2 separate regions of the Mus musculus genome follow, and region 2 is linked to region 1. Evidence: chromatin loops called from intact Hi-C (ENCODE). Cell type or tissue: left cerebral cortex. All regions are shown on one strand. Each heading gives the region's core, and the rest is flanking DNA. Links, peaks and the distances in the headings are about the cores only.

The links. Hi-C counts contacts between places; a loop is a spot of excess contacts. Peaks named below come from ENCODE experiments on the same cell type or tissue, not always from the same donor. Only the 100,000 strongest peaks of a DNase experiment are listed, where the experiment ranks them.
Region 2: it touches region 1 in a loop (5-fold over the local background); 2 of 42 quality-filtered maps call a loop at or near these places.

The regions. Positions count from the first base shown.
Region 1 is chr15:89,550,977-89,563,186 of GRCm38, reverse strand. Shank3 (SH3 and multiple ankyrin repeat domains 3) reads right to left here. Exons shown (of 22, transcript NM_021423.4): 22 at 2,926-5,452. The coding sequence ends at 4,864. Among named protein-coding and RNA genes, the nearest start is that of Gm36221, 11 kb to the left of the region's middle. In left cerebral cortex, for the core only: CTCF peaks have their summits at 3,650 and 6,374; DNase peaks (open chromatin) are centred at 3,696, 5,922 and 6,402.
Region 2 is chr15:89,494,387-89,506,596 of GRCm38, reverse strand. It overlaps Shank3 (SH3 and multiple ankyrin repeat domains 3), which reads right to left and starts at 6,989. Exons shown (of 22, transcript NM_021423.4): 1 at 6,678-6,989; 2 at 6,179-6,382; 3 at 5,122-5,193; 4 at 3,369-3,477; 5 at 3,143-3,294; 6 at 2,890-3,057; 7 at 2,684-2,800; 8 at 2,203-2,280; 9 at 1,141-1,207. The coding sequence starts at 6,965. In left cerebral cortex, for the core only: a CTCF peak has its summit at 7,858; DNase peaks (open chromatin) are centred at 7,007, 7,850, 8,072, 8,401 and 3 more places; H3K4me3 peaks cover 3,566 bases; H3K27ac peaks cover 3,687 bases.

The DNA of each region.
Region 1 (12,210 bases), core at 1,774-9,773:
GTGTATGTGTACCTGAATATTCCTGTGTATGCCCACTCAAATGCCCCCACTGCACGTTTTCAGTATCAGAGGACAATCCTGGGCTTCAATCCTTGCCCTCTACCTTGTCCAAAAGAGTCTTTTTGTTGTTCGCTGCTGTGAATGCCAGGGAACAAGCTGGGAAATCACGTGTCCCTGCCCTGCCCTGCCCCGCCCCCATTTCTCATTGTAGAAGAACTGGGATTATAAGCCTATGGTACTGTGTCCAGCTTTACATGGGTTCTGGAGTTTGGAACTCAGGTCTTTCCTGCTTGCAAGGCACATTCTTGATCCACTGATCCATCTTCCCAGCCTCTTACTGTCAGCTTTATAGTATCCTGCTACGGACCCCAAAAAGGGCCCCTTAGCGTCTCCAGCCATCGTTTTAAACCTCCAGCCACTTTGGATGCTTTGTATAGCAGAGCCCTGCAAACAGATAACTCATGAAGGGAGAGCATTTGCCTATGGTGGTAAAGGCTACTCCCTAAAGCTGGAATCATAACATTGTGAGAATCTTTACATTGCTTCCCTCATGCAATAAGGACTTCTTTTGCTACCTCAGAAAAATTAAGTTTGAGACAGTGATTCAGTAGAGCTACACTTGACCCTGGACTGCTTCATATACATACTTCTTGCCTCCTGCCCTATTTAAAGCTCATGTCTGACTTGATTCCCCTTCCCAATATGCCACACGATTAAATCTGCATTCTCTCCTTTCCACCACTACCCATCTCTTCGATTGGTATAAGGGGGCAAGTGGCCCAACACTGCCTGACAGGGTTTCCAGAAATAGACAGGGTTTGTCTAACAGACATCTCCTGCTGCTTCTGTCTCACTTTCCACATCTGTCAAACAGAACATTAATATTCCCTACCCCAGTGTCTTTTTAAAGTTTTATTTATGTATGTGAGTACACTGTAGCTATACAGATGGTTGTAAGCCTTCATGTGGTTGTTGGGGATTGAATCCTTAGGAGCTCTGCTCGCTCCAGTTAACCCCACTCATTCGGTCTCTGCTCGCTCAGGCCCAAAGATTTATTTAATATTATGCATAAGTACACTGAAGCTGTCTTCAGCCGCACCAGAAGAGGGCGTCAGATCTCATTACGGGTGGTTGTGAGAAATGTGGTTCCCAGAACTTTTATGTAAACCCAGGAGAATTATTTAAATGTCCATTTTAAATGTTTATGTGTACCATTTTGTGGCATCAGGGCCTTGTTGACTCAAGTGTACAGTGAATGTGCTGAGAATAAACTTTAAAATCAAAGACGAGTCACCTAGTTGAAACTATTCAGGAAGCATGAGTCTAGAGACCCAGTGTCGTCAACACTGCAGAATAAGCCCTCTCCAGTTCTAGAAGCAGCTACAAGCCTGATACCTACCCTGGGGCTACGGTGACCTGTGAGGTGCATAGCCCAGCTAGGTCTAAGTTCGTAATTAAGTTGCAAGGAAGCACAGGGCACCAGATGTCACCTGCTCCTTGACGTCACCTCAGGCACTTGCTTTCCCTGGGGGACAAGGCCAAAGGCATGCCTTGCTATCCAGGGTTACTTCTGTTCCCCACTTTGCTAACCAGCTCCTCCCCGGCCCCACCCTTGACTCTGGGATAACTTCTGGAGCATCAGGATCTGTGGTCTGTATTCCTGACGCCCCACCCACCAACCAGCTTGCCTTCTCTGAAGCCCCTCCCTTCCAGCTTGTTACATCTCTTGATCCCTTGGCTCTCTCTCCAACTTCTTGTTGGGTAGCAATTAGCCTGCCTGCTCACCTGGCTGTGCTCATGGCTAGCCACCCCTACCAAAGTCACAAAGTGTGGGTTTCCCCCTGCTATGTGATTGGCTGGTGAAGGCTGGCTGCTGGCATTGTTATAAACATGCTCTTGAAGGTCAGGTCTGTTCCTGGCTCAGAGGAAACAGGAAAAAGGTAGACCCCGCATCTCTGAGAAGCTGGTTCTGACCCTTAAGGGAGTAGACACTGTTCGATCTGAGAAGCATCCATCTCCCTCTAATTGGAGACCATACTTGGAGCCCTGAGGATCCAACCTGGACTCTGAGAAAAGCAGAGCAAGGTGGGCCCCCTGGAATAATGGGCATTGAAGGGCTGCCATAGTAAGGGGAGGAGTGGGTGCGGTTATAGCAAAGCTGGGAACAGCAGGGGGAGAAAGTATAGGAGGGGCTAGAAGGACATAAGGGGGGCCCTCACCAGCTTCAATTGTCATCTGGTGGGGGCAGGAGCAGAAGGTAGGAATGGAGGTGGGAAACCACCCAAGGGAAGTGAGCAGGGGAGGACCAGCACCCAGAAAGGGATATGAGGTTTGAAACTTAAAGTTGCTTTTCTAAACAACTAGACACCGCTGGAAATTTTAAAAGTGGGGGGTGGGGGGTGGGGGTGGGGGTATCGTTCAGTGGTAAAGTCCCAGCCTGGGTCCCAGCCCCAGCCCCAGAAAGCAAAGATGAAACCGTGACAGGGATCCCAGGAGACCATCAGTCTAGAGGTCACTCACTACCGGGAGAGCTGGAGAGATGGCTCAGCCAGGTAAGAGCACTTGCTGTCCTCGCGGAGGGCCAGAGGCTGGTTCTCAGCACCCACATCGGGGAAGCTCACAACTGCCTAAACCCTGGCTACCTCCCGAGGGCACCCTCACACGTACATCATACGCTTCCGCAGACATAGTTAGACATTAAAAATATTTTTTTTTAAAAAAAAAGTGTGGTACTAAAAAGTCTGCAGAAAGCCCAAGCCAGGGTCTAGCAAACTGAAGGAGGTCAGTGTAGCAAGAACGTCTAGAAAGGCTTGCTCCAAAGACACTGCGGAGTCTAAAGGCACACGGAGCCAAGGCTGTGGATCTGTGGTACCTGAGGGACAGCTCCTACTCCCTAACCCTAAGCAAGCACAAACTGAGACATGATTTCATTTCTTATAAATTTATTACATAATATTATAATAATTATTATTAATAATAATAATATAAGAAACATAGATCTCTGTGGGGTGTATCACAACGTCAGGGTCAGGAGGCCTCAGGACTGGAGCAGGGGGTTGAAAGCCCCCCAGATGGAACTCCATACAAAAGGGGGGGGGGGAGAAGCGGAACTGACCCTGTAAAGTTAAAAACCCAAATTGAACAGAACCAAAAACCCACAGGTAAATGTGAGACTGTGTATGTGGCAGTCTGTTACAGTGACTGCTGCTGTGTGTGTGACCTGCTCTGTTGGTGAGAGGGTTAGTGGGTGTGACTCTGTGTCTAAGGAATGGGGCCGATGGGCCAGGGTGGGGCAGGTGGGCACAGACCGGCGTGCCAAGCCCCTGGGCCATGAAAACACCTGTTTTCTGTCTTTTATATATATATATATTTATTTATATATTTATTTATTTATTTATTTTTTATTAAAAAAAGCTAGAAATAGAAACAGAAACTTGTGAGTGACGTGGATGGAGCTTAGTCCAGACTCCAAACCCGATGTTTAAAAATGCCCCAGGGCCCCCCACCCCACAGGTCATTGCTGAGTGTGAGGAGTCACAGTAAGGGGGCCAGGGGACCCTCAGGAGTCTTTGCCTCTCTCCAAGGGCTGTTGTGGCCTGATTTTAGTGGTCCCCACAATTCCCTTAGAAGCCCGAAGGGGTACTGCCTGCGGGGGGAGCCCTTGAGGCCTCCCGAAGCTGAAAGGATTCACGAAGAATCCCTGCTTAAGCTGGGTGAGGTTTGGGGAGGAGGGGACAGGCTGAGAGAACAGCAGGACCCACCAGCAGGACAGGGCCCCTTCCCGGGCACACACCCATGCATGCACCCTGTGCAAGCTTCTGCCGCCACCTCCCACCCATCCAGAACAGCCCCTGGGGACCACTGCACAGTCAAGCACACACAGGGCACCCATGCGCTCAGCCACACCCAGTTTTCACAAGCACACAGGCGTGCACACACATTATGTGGCGCACACACACACACAGGGCAGGAATTGGGGAGTCTTTGGGGTGCGAGGCAGGGAGGCTTCTCTGCTGTAGTTGCCCAAGAAGTGGGAAAGGTTAGACCCCTCCTGTGGGAGAGACCCTGTGAAGATGATGGCTGGGGTTTGGGTTACCGGGGCCCAGCCCCAGGGCAATAATTTCCCAGGCCACCTGGCCCTGCTAGTGCCCAGCAGGCAATGCCTGCCACCCGTCCCCCTGAGCAGCACCTAAAGGGTGGGTGGGGCATACTATAGCTCAGCGAGGGAAGGGGGGCTGAGCCGGGGTCCCCAGGGTGGGCTGCCAGGACCCTGGCTAACCCCAGGCCAGCTGGAGTGTCCCCTGCCCTGTATGGGGTGGCAGTGAGGGGCCAGAGATGGAAGACTGGGCAGCTGTGGCGGGACCAGCGAGAGGACTAGAGGGGAAGAGGGCGGGAACTATTACGGACAGAGATATTTGTTCCTTTTCTCTTTCCAAATATAGAGTGGATTAAAATATGTAAAACAGGGGGCTCCTTGGCCCCTATCGAGAACCCCAATGTCTCCCCCCTCCCCCCGAGTCACCAAGGCGTGTCCTGACCTCGCATGCTGGACTAGGTTCCCCCTCTGGAAGAATGGCCACCAGGAGCTATGGAGGAAGTGGTCAGGCCAGAGCACCCTGCCCCCACCCCCTTCCACCCAGCCCCCCTGGTCCGCGCCCTTACTGTGTGCTGGGTGGGGTTCAGCGGCAGGGGAGGGCACTAAGCAATGTACAGGGCAAGTCTCCAAGCAACAGCAAACAGGACGATTCATGCAACATTCCTGGCCCGGGCGCCGTGGTAGGGGGCGAGCCGAGCCTGCGGCCTGGAGTAGGGGTGGGGGCCCTGCCGGCAGGGCGCAGCAGGAACAGGAGAGGGAGTGGGGCGTCAGCTGCCATCCAGCTGCCTGAGCGCACGCTCGATGTTCATGCGGTGGCCAACGCGTGTGACGCCCAGCTCCACGAAGTCTTCCTTGGTGAGCGCAGGCAGGTGTGCGCCTTCGATCTCATGGTCCTCGAAGCGGTCTCGGTGCTCGCCTAAGTGGATGCTCTCCAGCCAGTCGCCCACATCGAACTTGCTCCAGAGCTGCAGGGGCTTCTGTTGAAATGGCCGACGCGGGCCGGCACTGGGGCCAGAGCCGGGAGAAGGCGAGGGCAGCGGAGATGGTGAGGGGGAGCGGCTGCGCGCACTCACACTTCGCACCACGAAGCGCACTTCCTTGGGTTCGTGCGGGATGGAGAGGCTGGACGACTTGAGGATGGTGGGAGGCGTGAGGCCGAAGGGCCGCCCCGCGCCTCCCACGCCCGCCCCCAGCCCCTCCACCCGCTCCAGCGATGCGGGTTTCACTGGGCTCGGGGCTCGTCTCGCCACGGGGTACCGGCCGCTGGGCCGCACCGAGTAGGAGGCCCCTCCGCCCGGGCCCCCCGGGCTGCGCTGCGCTGAGATGGTGCTCAGCTCACCGAGGCTGCTGAAGAGCCTGCGGAGGGAGAGTGGGTGAGGGCCAGGTGAGGGATGGAAAATAAAGTCGGAGTGGACAGAGAGGGCAGCAGAGCCAAGAGGTCTAGGGCTGGAGGAATATCCTGTGGTCATTCTTTTTGAAAACACAAACATCCTGGGTCAGGTCAGGACCAGTGCCTTGCTCTGGGGGATTCTCAAACTGACTGGATTCTAAGGAGTAAGACTGTCCCCACACACTGCGCTCCATGGAGGCCCCAAGGGCAGTTCACCAAAGGAAACTTTTCTCATGGACGGAAGCTGCTTGCCCCACCCTGCCAGCCTCTAACACAGCCTCTGGGCGTGGGTTCCATCCACAGATGCTCTGGACTATAAAATTTGAACAATATCTTCACCACTCCCCGCATACTGCTCTCAAGTCTGAAGAGACCCAGAGCAACCCAGGCCAGTTTCGGGCACGGCGGAGTCATGGTAAAGGCTGGCAGTGGCACAAGACGTGACAGGTCCATGAACACGGAAGACAAACACCAGGCGGGGCTCACACCCACAGGAGGTGCAAGGCAACAGAACACGGTAACAGGAAGAGAGTCTCCCTGCACAGGAGAGCACACCACAGCAGCAATGGAGACTACATGTGCTGTGGACATGCAGCGGTGCTCACAGGAACGCAGTAGCACACAGGCAGACACACAAGGCAGAGAGATGGTACCTCGCTTCCCAGCCTCACCTGCCAGGATCCTGGACTTCCAGCCCTGCCCCAGCCTGCCTGGCTGGAGGGAAGGCCAGCCCGAGGCGGCTGCTCTACCGGAAGCGCGGCTGCTCTACCGGAAGCCTACTCCCATAGCACCCCCACCCAATCCCCCATCTCGACCCCTCACTGTGTCCAAGGATTGCCTCAGTAGCTGTCAGTAGCACCAGAGCCCCACACAGCCATGCAGAGCAGCCAGGGGGCGCAGCCAGGCACAGCATGTGGACTGCGAGAGGCATGGGATGGGCATGCTCACTTACACAGCCGGCACTCGGGACCACCGCGCAGCTAGACAGAGCAGCCACATGCAGATAGATGGGCAGGAGAGAGCAATGAGAGAGAGTGTTAGCAGGCCAGGCCCACAATGCCTTCAGTCACAACCACACAATGGGCAGCCAGGTTCAGGGACCCCTGTGGGACGCTCTATGGAGGTCGGAACTCAGAAGGAAAGGCCCGTCTACTGCAGAGGTACTGGGGAACGGAAAATACCCAGGACAGCTTGGACAGAAGGCACCTGGTTTGCCTGCCCCGGAGTGGCCTCGATGGCTCCCTCCAGCATAAGGTGCAGACCGTAAGTGTTGCTTAGCAGTGCCTTGCAGTCTGATAGTCACTCTAACGTTTGACCGACTTCTCTCCAGTGGCCATCTCACCCCCGCAACGTCCTCTCCCTTAGGATGGCCTAAGTTTCTACCCACCTGGCCCAGAACCCCACACCAGCAGGAGTCCCCTCAACGTGCCCCTCTCCTTGCTGCATAGCTTGGCTCTGCAATATTCCCCCTAAAAGGTCTGCACTCAGAAGGTATAGTGGTGGATCACAGAGGTAACTGGATCATGAGAGGGCTGCCCTAATCTATGAATGAATACACTGACTGGGGTCGGGTGTGGCGGTGGCGCACACCTCTAATCCCAGCACTCAGGAGGCAGAGGCAGGCAGATCTCTGAGTTCAAGGCCAGCCTGGTCTACAAAGCAAGCTCCAGGCCAGCCAAGGTTACATGTTGAGACTTTGTCCCTAACGCCCCACCCCCCAAAATAATGATCACAACAAACATCAATGACTTCATGACTTGATGGTCTTATTCCTGCCCCCTCTTTTCCCTTCTTGCTTCCTGGCTGCCAGGAAATGATTCACTGAGCCTTCCCTATTGTGACTAGCTCAACAGCAATGGGGGCCAAGCCACCACGGAGACCGAAATCTCTGAAACTAGGAACCACAGTACATCCTTCTTCCTCAAGCTGTTGCTGTGAGGTGATGAAATCCATCACTGAGAAGAGCAAGCTAGCAAGCATGCTCCCTGAAGCAACTTTCAACTTTTCCCCTGCACCGTGCAAGATCAGTCCTTCCCTAGAGACCTCATTTCGATCACTCGCAGCAGCTTTCTCCTCAGCCATCCATCCCTACGGCTTCCTCCCAACTGCTCAGACCCAGGGCAGAGCTGCTCGGATAAGCCAAACCAGTGCCACCAACACAAAGATTCCAGGAACATCTGAGGGCTATACAAGGGAACAGGCAGACAAAGCCTCCGGAAGAAACTTTCAGTCCCATGGAACCTGGCCTCGGGGAGCCATCCTGGCTTTGGGGCAAAGTGCAGTGGGCAGCAGAGGTGAGGCGGTGAGGTCCTCGGGGAGGCAGTGCTGGAAGCACAGTTGTGAGGTCAGACTCTGGCCACCTACAGAGCCCAACAAGGCCAGGCAATGTCACCTTCGCTGCTTTCCCCCCTGAATCCATGCTGACCCGAGCATGGGCATCTGTATCACTGAACAAATGTCTAAGCAAGACCTGCCCCAAAGGTTAGGTTTCAGCAGTCTACTGCTGAACCGGAGGGGACAAGACAGCCATAAGACAGTGCAGTGGGGAGGCTCTGGGGTCCAAAAGGCCTAAGCTAGGACAAGTAGCCACAGCTGTCTGAATGGCACCAAATTCTGCCTTCCTGGCAGGGTGACCTGGAGGCCTGGGCTGAGGGCAACCTAGCCTCTAAGGTGCCCAGGAGACTGGGAGTGGAGAGAGAGCCAGTCATATACCTCAAAAACTCCACCAGTGTTGCTAATGTTGGGAGGCCTAGGGGAAAAGCCCAAGGAAGGGTATGCACAGGAAGGAGTGGCCAAGGAATCAGTGTCTGTTCCCCGCCCCCATCTTGGGGAAGAGCTCAACCCACATTGAGCCCCCCTCCCCAGGACAGAAACCCCAGCAGGGTGAAAATCTGATTGATTCTAACCTGTCTACGGCACCTCTGCACACCCATCTCTGGCTACTGCCACCCAGTAGCTGACTGGCCAATCACATTCTGCTCAGGCTGCATCCACAGCATGGTCACCTCACAGCATCCACTACTCTAAGACACTCGATCTTGCCCCAGGAACTGGGAGCCGCTGAGAACTGGCCTTTGTTTGTGGCATTCACCAAGGCTGGACGCAGGGGTCCCCTGGGATGACCTGATTCTTTGGAGGAGCCCTTCCCTCGGCATCCTACCTCCTGGACAGCTTCTCCAGCCTACCGCGGTCTTTCATGGTCTGCACGGTCTCAGCCTATGTCATCTACCCATTGTCTGATGTGACTAACAAGCCCAGGAATGCCGTGCGCGAGGGCCTATCGGTGGCATTCTGAGCTCAAGGTTTCCACTGGGCTCTCCTAACACCTTTTAACATGCAGGATGTCCAACTCTGCCTCAGTGAGCAGCACCCACGAGAGGACTGTGGCTCCTCTACCTTTTCAGCTTTGGGGAATGTCACCAATTCCTCCCATTAACCCAGGTCTTCCTCGTCACCTGAGTCCAGGGCCCTCAGAGTTTCAGGGTCTTTCACCATCTTCCCTCCTTTCCTCCCTTCTCTCCCTTCTCCTCTTCTCTTCCTTCTTCTCCCCCTCCCCCTCTCCCTTTTTCTCTGCTAGGGACAAAGCCCAGGCCTCATGCACACAAGGCAAGCCCTCTAACCACTGAGCAACATCCCGGCCCTTCACTTCCTTCTCAGTGGCTTTCCTTGACTCCCAAAGCCTGGCACAAACTCAGGGATATAAGTCACACTGACAAAAAAAAAAAAAGTCGTCCTACAAAAACCGTCCTGGGATTGCCTTACCTCCGTCAGCCCACTGGTACCAACAGTCAAGAAAAGGTTCCTTCGTACTCTGGCCTGGCTTCTATGTCACGATCCCCACCTTTGCACTCATGTGGATCAGACCTAGGCCTATGGCCCTTGGCAACTCAGAGGCCTCATTACAGGACAGTTCCCAGTAGGAACAGGCAGGGCTCGGCAGCTCTCCTGCCTCGGCCTCACTCCTCACTGCCGGGCCCGTTCAACACTGACATGCCATGTGTTCCTACATCTCCTCTTCTATGGTCTCTTTCTGTTCCCTAGCAATGCATCTGCCTATAACTTCATGCAACTGCTCTGCGGGGACACAATGAATCCTGTCCCCAGTCTCCTGGGGTCAACTGGGGACCTTCATGTATGACTTCCCCAGAACCTAGGCTCTGTCCATCCCCTTAACATGCAGGCAGGACTGATAACAGTCAGGACAGGGCTCTGTGGAGCAGTCTGACTGGAAAGTAGGTCTCCTGTGAAATCTCAGCAGTGACCTCAATAGGTCTAAAGAACAGGGCACACTTTGACCACCCACACACAAGCATCTAATAAAAAAAATAATAAAAAATTAAAGGCTCCGTAAAGTATTGTAGCAAATACTTCCAAAGTCATTTTATCTTTAAAAAAAAAAAAAAAAAAAAAAAGGAAGAAAAGTGACGATCAGGTATAAGACTGAGTCAGCTGGCATGCCTGTATACACCTGTGATATCAGCACTAAGGAGGCATAGGCAGGAGGGTTTATTTTAAGCTGAAGGCCAAGCTGAGCCACACATCGCGTTCAATGCCAGCCTAAGCTCTATGGAAAAACTCTCAGGTTGGTGAGATGGCTCAGTCGGTGAAGGCACTTGCAGTCAAGTTTGGCGGCCTGAGTTCAATCCCCGGGACCCACAAAATGCAAAGAGAGTACTGACTCCCACAGGTTCTCTGACTTCCACATACATACCATAAAGCGTGTATAATGCACACACACACACACACATGCACACACACGCACACATACAACAAATGTAAGGAAAGAAAGGTCTCACATCTCAATAAAACAAAGCAGATGTAACTCGGTGGTTGACTATTTGCTTAGTATGCTCGGGGCCTTGAGTTCGACACACACACACCCCAGAGCCCCTCCCCAGAAAGACCCTGAAAGCCAAAGCAAAAGAGCCCTGTTGTAGGCTTCAAACCACATGTAAGATTCAAGTCCAAACATGAGACCCAGAAGACAAGGGGAACGGGAGACAGGCGCAGGTCTCACGACTGACAGACAGGCAGAGCTCCACAACCAGGTGTGGAGCCCAAGGTCGGGCTCTAAGTGATGAACAAGTAAGATGCAGCCCAGGGCTCTCAGTAGACAGGGATCTGATCAGCAGGGGCGAGACCTGCAAGCTGAAGTGAGAGACAGGTGGGATCACAGACCTCAGCAGTAGCACCAACAACAATGTACCTTCCAGCCTCAACCTAAAACCCAACATTGGGCCCTGTGCAAACGAGTTGATCTCCAAGTTACTGAGCTTTTCCTGTGAAACACGGGCAAGTTTAACTTGTCTACAAAAAGCTCAGGCTGCAGAGCACCTGTGGCTAGAAGGCATCGCTGCCTGGCCTGAGGCATCTTCAGAGATGATGAATGAAGAGGGTCATGTCCTTGGTGGACTCCATCAAGAGGAGATGAGATGAGCCTGGTAGGTAAGGCTCGGGAACCATGCACAGACCAAAGATGTGGCTCAAGGGTGTGTGCTCTGCCAAAGCAGGACAGGTCCTGAGAAGGACACAGTCACACCTAGACATCAGAACTTCACACGCTTTGGACACTTCTCTAAGGGAAAGGCTCATTAGTGATCTGTATGCCAAAGTAAGACCCAAATGCCAGATTCCAGCCCCCACTGGCTACAAAGCCAGAGCTGAGGCACAGCCCCCACAGACATCAAAGTAAGGGTGTCCACAAAGACCAGACAAAAGACCAGGTCTGAAATAAGCTAGCTGTGTACAGAGCCACAAGTGCTCCAAGCCTGCAGCCAGAAAGGAAAGCACTGTGGTAGGTGGCAGGACACACTCCAGATGGCCATTGTTTCATCCAGGTGCGAGGATGTGACAGCTCACACTGTGGGGACAGGTAGGAGGATCAAAGCCAGTTCAGACTGCATAGCAAGACCCTGCCTCCAAAACCAAAAAAAAAAAAAAGAAAGAAAGAAAGAAAGAAAGAAAGAAAGAAAGAAAGAAAGATCCAAAATGGGGAAGAAAAGTGAGTGGGAACAGAATGGAATACAGAGGCAAATGGAAGAGCAGGGTGCAAGGTGCTTCAGTGAAGTTAAAATGACTGATGAACATGATAAAATGTATCACTCATATACAAAAGATATGCATAAGTGTGCTACACAGCAAAGGTCTACCTCTGCAAACCACCCTGAAATCACTGAGCACAGATGGAGTGTTACCAAAAGGTGCTACTAGATGCCCAAGAGATCTTTGCCCATCTGTGCTTCCATGAACTTTGCCTTAGGACAAAGCACTTGCACCAAGCCTCCTCTGTTCATTGGCTTAATATGTGATTACTGAGGGTAGGCAGTATGTTATGTACTTTAAGTGACTTCTAACATTCATCAAAAAAAAAGAGGCAGAGAGAAACAGAGGGGCTGATAGTGGAAGAAAAGACAAGGAAGAAAATGGTCCGAGTAAAGTTGAAAACCCAGTTCTGTAGACAAACCTGGGACCCAGCCACGTGTCCTGACTGGCTCACAGCCACTGCCCATTCTAAGGGTGCCTTCATCACTGCAGTACAAAAAAGGGCATTCAGACTTAAGAGATGGAAGAGGCCAAAAAGGGAGAAAGTCTAAGAACGGGTCGTGAGAAGGACAGGAATGCCCCTGTCCCTGAACCTCTCAGAGAGCAATGTGAGCTTCCCAAGCTCCTGTTCATCTACTAGACCCTAAACTGGAAGACTGTAAAATGAGCAGGCCCTCTGAGT
Region 2 (12,210 bases), core at 2,329-10,328, 57 kb after region 1:
TCTGCATGAACCTGGACCCAGCTTTGTACCACGGATCATGAAGTCACTCAGCTCTCTTGGGGAAGCCACCCACGCTCGGTACAACCATCATTACGGCCCCACCTCGCAAGGCTCAAGGAGCTCGTAACCAAGCCTTATTAGCAGAGAGCAGCTCAAGGAAGAGCCCTAAACATGAAACTGACCTTAATCTTAACCCCATCCAAAAATGAACCCCCAGGCCAGACTGACAGAAAACGGAGGAATGTTCTAAGATTAATGCCAGCCTCAGCCTTTTGCTGCCCAATGTCACTGAAAAAAAAAAATGGGGACACTTCAAGTAATCCTCACAGAAGAAAGGGAAGCCTGGGGCTCTGTGTTCCAGAAAGAGCCACAGGCAGAAAAGCCTACCAGAACATTAAGAGATCCCTATGGCTAGAAGGCTTTGCTTTAGTGGAGGAGGGGCCCACAGTACCCTGCACACTTAGTCACCTATACCCAGTGCGAACCAGCCTGGCTCCAGAAGCTCTCTCTCTCTCTCTCTCTCACTCACTCACACACACACACACACACACACACACACACACACACACACACACACCCCGCCTCACACATACGCGCACACATACACAGAAACATAGGCTGACCCTTCTGCCTTGCATCTTTTGGCTCTCCTGCTAGGACTTCCACATATGCCAAGTTTGTTTTAAGCGCTGCCTCCTGGGAGCTCAAACCTGCTGGCCAAGTCGCCAGCCACAAGCCTATCCCCACGTCGGTCTTCATCCACACCCCTGTGATTTTTTTTTCTCGTCGGCTATGTTCATGGGATCTTGTCACATAGAAAGTCATAGGAAGCTAACCCCAGCCATGTTCCAGGCTGGAGTGAGATCTACCACCCCCTGGTCTCAGAAGACCCTTCCTAGCACCTAATGGGAAGCCCAAGCCCTGCTGGGCCCAAGGCTCTTCCAGCCCAGAGCCCAGACCTGCTCCAGGCCCTGACCAAGAATTCTGTTCAGTCCACACAGGCTCTTTTTCATCTCATTTCCTGTGTCAGCAGAGGTCACTTGGTGACAACGGTCTTGACATATTGGGGTCCTGTTACACCACCACTGCCTATGACAAGCACAGCACCTCGAGGAAGGAGCTGAGTGGGGCAGAACTCACCGACATCGGAGTCTTTGTGGGTCTTGATTACCTCGGCAAGCTCAAAGTTCCCTGCAATAATGGCCACCTGGGAGAGCGGGGGGAGACATGGAGGTCAAGGAAGGAGGCTCAGCAACCCAGATTTGATCCCACCCCAGCTGCTCCTACTTTTGGGATCCTCCCAAAGCCACTCTCCTCTCAAGTCAAGCCAAAATGTCTACTGGGACCTCACCTCTTAAAGACAAGAGACAAGGATGCCAGTAACTAGGGTTGGCCGACTACCGTTATCCGCCTAAGTCCTGGGGTGCTTCTGGGACACAGGGCTTAGAGTTAAAACATGAACAGATCTGCTCACACTGGTAGAACATTTTATCTGCCCCTATATGCAGCCACAGTTCCTATCTCAGTCTCAGCCCCATATCTTTCAGCCCTCATTCTTCCGGAGTCCCCCAAATCCGGACAGCTAATAGGTCCGGGCGTATCTACTTCTGGGTGTGCTCAAACCTTCATCCCCTGCCTCGAACTCCCAGACATAGCCTTTCTGACATCCTCAGGGGGCCTCTGCTCCAACTAAGAATAACAGACACCCCCTTCCCTGCTACTTTCAAGGTTCATGAATCCCCACGACACCTTCAACTCCTGCAAAACTCCAGGCCGCAGAGATGATAGCTACCTGGCTAGCCAGTGCCAACCAGCCTGGCTGACAAACAGCTCAGAACTATAACCTGGGTCAAGTCAGGTGTAGTACAGACCACACCCATCTCAGCCTTGTTCCCCGCACCCCTTTCTGCTTCTGGGGAGTCAGGCCCACCACACCTGTCTTTCTGCCCTCTCCAGTTGGCTCTTTCCCAGATTTCTGGAGTCATCGGATGTTTTTCCATGGCAGGAGGAACCACCACACCAAACCCTCCCTCACATTCTGGGCACCACACTAGCCCACTCATAAAACCACCTTCCGTGGCAGTCCTGAAAGTGAGTGAGCACTCCCTTTTTGCCCTCTGAAGAAGAGTCAAGGTTCAAAGTCAAGTGGCAATAGGGACTCATAAGCAACCGCCCCCCACCCGCCCCGGGCTCAGCCTGTACCTGGAAGGCTGTCTGGCTGTTGTAATTGCGGACGTCCTTGTTGGCACCACGGAAAAGCAGGACGCGCGCGCAACTCTCCTGTCAGGAGACAGCAGCAATCACACCAGGCAGCAGAAAAGGGAGGGCTAGGCCATGGCAGGACACACACGTGGTGTACAGGGGGCAAGAATCACTCACACATACAAACTCGTCAGCGCATACCTATGTAAGTAGCTCTCATCTGAGAGCTAGATGCTAAGAACATTCATGGGGATATATTGCCACATACGTGTGTTCAGAGAACAGATGTGTTTTAAGTGGGCCACCCAGGAACTACTACCCAGTAACCAGACCGGGCACAGAACCTACACATGGAGTGTCACACGAGCTGGGATGTTCAGTCACCTAGGTGCAGGCGCATCCTATCCACACATGGAGTCACCCTTTTACAACATACAGAAAATGTAAGTGAGCCCACAGAGGGGTAAGACTCAAGATGTACCTGGTTGTAGAGGGCACAGATGTGCAGGGCTGTGTTTCCCGAGGCATTCTGAGCACCCATGTTGGCCCCATAGAACAAAAGGTGCTCCAGGTGCTGCACGTGTCCAAAGCGACAGGCCTGAGGAGAAGAGAAGTGTGAAGTATCCCAGACAGAGGCCAGGACCACCTACATACAGCCTGGACCCCAGCCTAGGTCCCCCTGCTCACCTGATGGATCTCTTGCCAACCATTCTCATCAGTGGTCCCCAGCTGTGCATGATCATGGAGAAGCAGCTCGCAACAGAGGGCATCCCCGCCCCCTAGGGCACTATGGTACAGGGGCGTCAGGCCGCGGCTGTCCTTGTAGTCAGGCGAAGCCCCCAGGTCCAGCAGGGTCTGAGGGTTAAGGCACCTCAAAATCCATGCCCATCCCAGCTTTCTGCCTTGAGTCCCTCCAGACCAGGGTCCTGCCCTCACTAACCGTCAATGCCCCTGCGTTCCGCTGGCGGGTAGCACAGTGGACGGCTGTCAGCCCATCTCGGGTCCGGAAGTCCAGATGAGCACCGCCGTTGCGGAGAACCTTCAGGAGGTCAGTGGCGTTGTCCAACTGTGCCGCAAGGCTCAGAGGGCACTCTGGAATGGGACATAAGTGAAGGTTAGGGTCCCAGCCGGTCAAAAACACAGCCCCTCCCCATTCTTCTCCTCACCTCCTGAGTCAGGGTCATGGAAATTGGGGTCCAGCCCCTTGTCCAGCAGGCGGGCCACCTTATCTGTGCTGTGTAGCTGGACATAGTCCATGAACTTCTTCAGGTTTGCCTAGAACATGAGCAATCCAAGTCAGCTGAGTGCCAAAGCTAGGGTCATCCTAGCATCACCCGACATCCTCCAGCAGGCTCCAGGCCACCTGTCCCTAACCCCAATGTGTCTAACCTGTCACCTAGCTTGCTCATCCTCAACCCTATACTCTTACCTCAGGTCTCATTCCAGCTTGGCTGGACCCGTGTACTTTCAAATCCCTTCCCTGCAGACCCTCAACAGTGTCATCCTGAGCCTGGTCACTCTCACATCCCAGCCTGGTCACCCCGGTCACGGGCCAACTGAGTCCCTTCCCTCAGCCTAAAAGAACACTGAGGCCATTCTGACAGGTGTCAAATCCTAACAACTCTGGTCTCATTCCTCCACCCCATCTTACTAGCTCCTCCTACATCCCATGGTACACCCCTGGCACACCTATGACATGACTTTGCCTTCCAGTCCTTCACCCGGCAAAGTTTCACTGACTGGCCTTGTCTGGTGGTACAGGTGCCAGCCACACAGGGCAAGGAGTCCCAGCCCAGGCATTCACAAGCAGCTTATACCACAGACAGAAAAGGGTGCCTCATGGACCAGCATCATGGGTCAGGGTGCTCAAACCCTACAAGAAGCTATGCAAATCCTCTAGGAAGACCTTAGCCAGCCCCAAGGTAACAGAGAGAGCTAGGGATAGCCGGACCCCAGGCAAGCCAGGGGACAGGGCTGCAGTCAGAAGTCCAGGTCCATCCTAAAACCAAATGACTTTCTGAAAGGCAAGTGGCTCTCATGTCTTACGGGCACCTGAGAAAAGAGCTGGAGAACCCAGGGTGCCAGGGTCACACAAGGGCTGGTGGAGGGAGAGACAAAGACCTCTCTGACATGGTCTCTACCCAGCATAGAGCCATGGCCATTGACTGTCACCTGTCCTGGGGCAGCAGGAAAGTCTTTCAAGTAAGCGTAAGGATCTAGGACCACAGATGGGGTCACAAAGACCTTTCCCTATACTCCAGAGCCCATCAAGAAAGTATCCCATGAACAAATTCCCATTGATCCACAGAACTGGGGGAGTTGGAAAGGGGCTGTGACACCCACCTTGCCCCCTGGACACCCAGGAGGGGTTTAGTACCCCCTCAAAAAGAAAGTGAATAGAGTCAGGCCCTATACTCTATATCTGGGAGTAGGTCCCAGATGCAAAGACACTATACAGGTTAAGTGTACCCAGGCCACAGGGCCTACCTAGTCAGACAGATCTGAGCCAGCTTCACCGGGCAGTCACAGCAGGTGACTCAAGCCCTCTGCCTCACCTGTAAAATGTGTAGCAAATCCCTCCTGGAAGAGAATTCATGAGCTACCTAATTTTGTGTTCCTTATATAGAGAACTTCTTGCCCTCTCAGAGCCAACACATTGGATGCTTATTGGCTTCCCTGCCCTGCCCCCCCCCCAGCCCCCAAGCTTCTAACAAGGCTCTCACCCCTACACCAGCCAATATCTGATTAAGCTGCAACCTATCACTGGACCAGCCATGGGCATGGAGCCTGTGCCCACCCAGCATGCCCAGCTCCAGCTCAGGCCCTGAAATCAACTTGGGGGGAAAAGCAGGCTGGGTCAAGCCAGCATGGGGACAGTCAGTGGCCATGGGGAGTCCCCTCCAGGGACTGCCTCCTTACCTTTGTGTGTAGCTTTGCAAACTGCTTGTCATCTATGAGGTTCTGGGCATAAACTCTCCGCTTGTATCGGAACTGCTCAGATAAAGAAAAGGTGGGGAGAAGACTACCACACAGGCCCATGTGAGCAAGAGGTGGCTACCACCTCGGGCTGCTTGCCTCCCTCCTGCCCACAGTGTCACTCCCGCACAGCCATGCAAGTCCCAGACACACACGTACAGAGTGGACAGAAATGAAGTGACAGCTACTGACCACCTACTACCCAGAAACGATGGGCAGTCCAGAGAAGTACTTGGCCAACTAATGGCCTGGTGGGCCCACAGCTCAAGTCAGCTTCATTTCCACCACTGGGACCTGGAAAACTCTACTGCTCTCCCAAGATCTGAAACTAAGCTTCTCCTAGACACTTCCACTCCAAGTAGAAATAACCCAATTCCTGGTGGAAATTCCATGAGGGTCAGACCAACTTTGACCTTGGTGTATACACACACACACACACACACACACACACAGGACGAGCCCTTCCTATTGAGACTAGGTCTCCGTCCCTATGGAATGGCACTCAAATCACCTTTATATGTCACAAATGGTGTTAATATTATTTTGGGCTAACCTCAGAAGACATGGGAGTGAGTGGCAAGAGGAGGCAAATGTGCACACAAGTGACACTGTTCGCACCACATGACCCCTAACGCACTCACTCTTAAACCGCTCGCACCACACACACGCCCCGAGTGCAGTGCATGTGTGGCATGCATGTGCTCATTGTGTGCTGTCCAGATTGCTCGCTGCAAGCGCTCTACACACGGCGCTCACACTGTTTCTCCATGCTTAAGCTGCAACACACCACTTACCACACAGGCAGCTTGCACTTCACCCTGCCCACTGCACTCGAGGTGTACCCACCTCGGTCTCTCAGCACACTGCTCAGGCTGCACACAGCCCCCCACCGCGCCTGTCGCCAACTCCTCCCGGCCTGCCCTTCTACTGCTCCAGCCACGGAGCTCAAAGATCACACCCTGAGCGCTCCATTCCACCCCCACCCCAGTCGGCCCAGCACCTCCAGATAGGGCAGGGGCGTGTCCAGGTTAGGCGGGTAGTCCTGTAAGAGCCGCTCTTCATCCAGGAACTTGCCGGCGCGACCCCGGGAGGGAGGCTGGAATAGCCCGTAGTTGAGCGCGTCTTGAAGGCTATGATTGAGGGCGCAGAGCACACGCTGCTTGGCGGCCCACACGGGCGCGGTTGGGTCCAGACGCAGGCACTTCTGCAGCGGAGCGAGTCGTGAGCCCGGACCTGCGGGCGCAGGGCCCCGCGCCCCGGGCCCCGCTTTGGAGGGCTAGTTGGGGAGCGAGAGCAGGGACCCCGCGCCACCGCGCAGAGGCCGAGGCCCCGCCCCGGGGCTGGGCTTCCAGGGCCCCGCCCCGGCGATGGGGAGGGTCCCGCGGAGGCGGCGGGGGAGGGGCGAGTGGCCACGGCCGGGGGTCCTGGCGCAGGGCGCGCCCGGCGGGGGTCACCGCTAGCGGGCCACACAGGGGTACGGCGAGATCGCAAAGGCTCACCGTTTGTTGCAGGTCCGGGATGCCGACGCGCACGACCACGGCGCTGGCCCCGGGGCCGTCCATCCCGGTGCTAGCGCCCGGGCCCGGACTGTTCCCGGCGGAGAGAGGAGCGCACGGGGACTCCGCGCGGCGCCCTGGCCCCCCCTGACCCCCCGCAAGAGCCCCGCCGACCGCGCTACGCGGGAGGGGGCCGGGGGGGGCCGGGGCCGGGGCCAGCGCGGGGGACAGCGGCTCCGGGGGCTCCGCAGGCGCAGCGGCGGCGGCGACGGCGGCACGGTTTAGCTGCATCGGCCCCGGCTTCGAGCGGCGCCTGCCTTCCCCGGGGGCGGGGGCGGCGGGGGGAGGGGGCCCGAGCCCGGAGCGGAGCGGAGGCGGGGAGGGGGCCGCGCCGGAGGCGGGGATGGGAAGCCCGGGGCCGGGAAACTGGGGTCCCCCGCGGGGTCGGGGCGGCGTGGGCGTGTGGTGCAGAGGGCGGGGGCCGGGGGCCCGCGCCGAAGAGGGGGGGGGTTGGCTGTCGAGGGGGAGTGGCTGACACAGCGGGGGGATGGCACGCCGCGCTTCCGCTGCAGGCGAGCGTCGCAGACCACCGTACTGGGGTGACGGAGGGTTCTAGAGCTGGGTGGGGAACGCGTCGGGGCAAGAGGACCCACAGGCCGACTGAGAGGGAGAGACAAGCAGGAAAATTGGTGACCCGGGGTGGAAATCTCCCCAGTCTGCCGACCCCACTCCAGACCCCAAGGAGGTGGTGGGGTCACCCGAGCACGGTGCTGGGTGGGAGTCGGAGGGCTGCAAACCCCAGGCGCGAGCAGGGCGGAGCTGCAGTCCACGGGAGCTCCCCCCAGACCAACCCTTCTAACCGCGCCCAGGGTGTTCCTCTCGGCCCCCACCACAACCGAGTTTGGGGAGTCTGTCCGGACTCTGCGGGCCTCCCGCACCTTGGGTAGCCCAACCTTGCAGCTGGTCGCCCCCTCCCCGTCACCTTAGCGACAGCAGGCTGGGGGCGCGACCTACGAGGAAAGGCTTAGGGGAGGGGGCGCCACTAGTCTCCACCTGCGGCGGGGAACTGAATTTTAGTTTCACACGTTGTCGTGGCAACGCGGGAGGGGGTGACGAGTGGGCGGGGAGGGGAGCGCTGCGAGTGAACCAACTCAGGCGCCGCCCGCGTGGCGTGCCAGCCTTAGCCCGGCGCTGCCTCGGAAGTGCCCAACGCACGGGGGCCTAGCTCCCAAGGCCCAGAAAGGTGTAGCCCCTGAATGGATGAATTGCCCTACTCGGTAGTGTCTACTGCCTTCCACTGCACTCTCCCGCATACCTAGACTTACACCTCACCCCCTAAAGGCCCCAGAGAGCCACTCATCGGTGGCGGCACAAACTGGACAGCTTTTGTGGAGCAGCCTGGCCGGGAACTCTGCCAGTGGCAGAAAGCATCCCCTTAGCCACAGCCTCTCCTACCTTCTCCGTGAGCAACCCTGGATCGCCCACAAAACTGGCTATTCCTGCGCATCCCAGGAATAACCCTGGACTACCCTGGTCCTATACACGATAGAGCCTCCCCAGATCCCACCCCCTGACCACCTGGGTCACCTCAGAAATGCCCTCACCCCACACAGAACAGTGATTGGCTTAGACTGCCCCCCCCCAGAACAGCCTGCACTCCCCCACGGATCCTCCACTTTCCCAAAATGTTTCATGACTCCATATAGGGCTCTCTGACCAATCGCAACCACACAGCATTGTCCTCCATGGACCACCTGGCTCACTCCCACATCCCTACCCCTTGAGGGAGAGCCTTCTCCCTAAAGAACCTCCCTTAAAAAACCCGCTTACCCGGCAGAGCTGAGTCTCCAGTGCCTCTGTACGTCTGTTCCCTGCTACCCTCAAGCCTGGGTGGACCCCTCCGTGCTTGGGGAAGTGAAGCCCCAGTAGGCTCTGACCTCCAAGCCCCTCCCAAGGTGTGCCTGAGTGGTGCAACTTAGGGTACCCTAGGGCTTAGGGCAGGATGTCAGAGGAGCAGGAGAGGAAAGAGTCTCCCTTATCTCCAGGAAGCACCTTGGGAAGCTCGGGGCTGGGTTTCCTGTGTTCCAACCCAGAGAGGAAACTCTGCTTCCTGACCCTGGAGTCTCTAACATCTTCCTCCCTTGCCTCTTTCCTCTCCGCCTTGACCCCTGCCCCAACTCCCTCTGGCTAAACCCAGTCCCTCCCATCAAAATCTCCACCCATCTTTTATTTCCAGCTCCCCTTTCCCCTAAACTAGCTGCCTGCTGGTGGAAAATGATGGCTAGAGATCACCAGTGATAAGACAGGAGTGGAGGAATCCCATGTCCTCAATCAGGCAGCTGGCCAGCCTTGGGCACTCTGTAGACATGTCCTTGACCTGAATGGACCCAGAGCCCTGGGTCTTACCCTTTCAGGCTTACTATCCCAAACTGGACCTCGTGGGAGCCCTTAAGCCTCCCCTGACCTCCCTTGCTGAGTGAATCTAATTATGTTTGATCTTTGTTGCCAAGCTTTGGGGGGAGAAAGTATTTTTTTTAACCAGCTACCTGCAGACTGACCCCCATCTCTGGCCCCAACTAGCCTTCACACTCCCAGGGTGACATCAAGCCTGTGGCCTGCACAGTGCCTGGCCCACTCTTAGTGAATCTCACAGTGCCCCAGCCTGCTCCCTGCTAAACAACAACAGTAACAATGCCCAGAAACACATGGGTGTCTTTCCCAATGGGTTCCTGGAGAGCTAATTAATAGGATAGAGGTGTTTTAGCAATTATTTTGTTGAGGATAACTTCAGGTTCCTCCTTACCTCTCCCAAGCCACTTGAGCAGCCCCAGCTGCCCTCCCTCAGGCCCATCTGACCCCCTATCTCCCAGGGAAGGTGACAGGACACTGCCTTGGCCCTACCTTCAAATGCCAGGGTGGTTTGCTTATTCCTTCCTTTCACCAGGGCCAAAATTCTGGAAAGATCTTATTTTGGCTAGCCACACACTTCTTCCCCTCCTCCTGGTGCACTTTCGGTTACACAGCTTCAAAAGACTTGGGGGTGGAGAAAGATTTGTAACGAGTGCAGGGCATGTGGATGGGATTGGGAGCAAATACACAGCAGTCGTCCTCAGCCCCCTGTTCCTGCAGCTGCCCCCAGGCCACTTCCATGGGTCCACTACTTAAGCATCCCCTGGAGATGCCCAAATCTCCATGCTCAGCACATCCACACCCTAAGTTTACTCTGGCCTGTGATTCATACTTCCATTCGTACCCACTGGCCCTCTGGTTGACCTTGCTTGGCCCTGTCGGTTCCTCTGTCTGCTAGGTAATTTGCCTCTCTCCCACATCCGTGGGTATCCCTTCCTTCCTTCCATCCATCATTCCTGCAAGCATCCTTCTCCCTCCTATTACTCAGCTCACCCAGGCCATCTCCAAGATGCCTTTCCTCTCCCAGGCTGCATCTCTCCCTTTGTGAACCCACCTCACCCCGTGCTTCTTTGCCGATTGCTCACTTCTGTGCAGATTTTGCTTTCTCTTTTGTAAGGCTGCCATTGTCTTTCAAGGCACTGTGATGCCTTTTTGTTGTTGCTTAGCATCTGTCTTTCCCTGCCAGAAGGTGGGCCCCCTGTAGAGACGGGTCTTATTAGCCTCTCTGGTTCTGCTGTGTCCAAGCCCTGGTACACAGTGCAGCTCAGCTTGTTGGCTGTCTAAGTAAGCCGGAGATTAAACCATCCCCTAGAAGACTACACCCAACTTCTGCTCAGACCTCCTCACTGTGGAGTAGGTGAAACTCTGAGTGCTAAATTGATTGACTATAAGCTGTCTAGATCCCCACTCTGTGTGTGTGTGTGTGTGCGCGCGCGCGCGCACGTGCATGTGTGTATTTATTATTCCTGATTATGTCATAGCTAAAGGTATATTCATATTCCATCTCATCTTGAGTCTGATTTTTCTTCCTCTAGGAATAAGAATCTCTTAAGATTCAGCTTTTTGCTCTTCGATGTTTGAGCGAGAGTCTTGCGATGTATCCCAGGCCTCCTCAAACTCACCGCCATCAGTCCGTCAGCCTCCGAGCTTTTGGGTTTGCTCAGCTCTTTTTTTATGCTACTTTGTTTTTCTCTACATTGCTTTTGAGTTTATCTGATAGTTATCTGATTCACTTCTTGTGTTTCATTTCTTTTTTTTTTCTAAGTTCTTCACAAACATTCAGCATGGGTAATCTCCACTCGTCGTCTGAGTTATAGGTGTTGATATGTAATATTTTTATTTCATTTTTTAGTTTTCTGTTATATATTTTTGGTCGGGGGTTACAAGAATATGCTTGTTTACATTTTCAAATGGAGACTATATAGTTTGTGGACGAGCTATTAATGATTTCTACCTGCATTATGACCCAGGAAAGATGGTCTGGACAATACTGGTCTTTGTGCAGTTTGTGAAGATTTTCCTTGTATCTTGAAGCCGAAGGAGGAAAATCCTAGGATTTTCTAGGACAACCTGGACTACATAATGAAATTACATCTCAAAAAAAAAAAAAACCAAGCAAGGGAGGCCTGGTGATGCACAGGCAGATCTCTGAGTTCAAGACTATCCTGGTCTACAGAGTGAGTTCCAGGACAGCCGGGGCTACACAGACCATCCTTGTCTCCAAAAACAAAAACAGAGCAAACAAACAAAGGGTGGAGAGATGGCTCGGTGATTAAGAGCATTTACAGGACCCAGTTTAGTTCCCAACACCAACAGGATGGCTCACAAGGATCTGTAACTCCATCTCCAGTGGTTCGGATGCCCCCTTCTGGCCTCAGGAAGCACTGCATGTATTCAGTGCAAATACATAAAGTTTAAGCACAAAACTCATAAAATCGTTTGAAATTTTTTAAGGTTTAATATATACTATACATGTTTTTAAGCATTAAAAATGAAAACCAGTGTGAGCATTTGTATCTATATATCTATTATCAATATATCTATATATCTATTTCTCTCACCATATGTGTGTGTGTGTGTGTGTGTGTGTGTGTGTTAATGATCATTTTTTAATTAATTTATTCACTTTACATCCCGATCACTGCCCCTACCTCAGTATGTTTCTGCGGGGCTAGGCACATCCTCTCCCACTGAGGCCAGACAAGGCAATCCAACTAGAAGAACATATCCTATAGACAGGCAACAGCTTTTGGGATAGCTCCCTCTGTAGTTGTTCAGGACCCACATGAAGACCAAGCTGCATAGCTGTTACAACTGTGCTGAGACCTAGGTCCACCCCTTGTATGCTCTTTGGTTGGTGTTTCAGTCTCTAAGAGACTCGAGGATTCAGGTTAGTTGACTCTGTAGGTCTTCCTGTGGAGTTCCTATTCTCTTCAGGGCCCTCAATCCTTCCCCACTAGTCTTCCATAAGAGTCTCCAAGCTCCATCCACTGTTTGGCTGCGGGTCTCTGCATCCATCTGAGTCAGCTGCTGGGTGGATCCTCTCAGAGGACAGCCATGTTAGACTCCTGTCTGCAAGTATAGCACAGAATCATTAATAGTGTCAGAGATTGGTGCTTGCCCATGG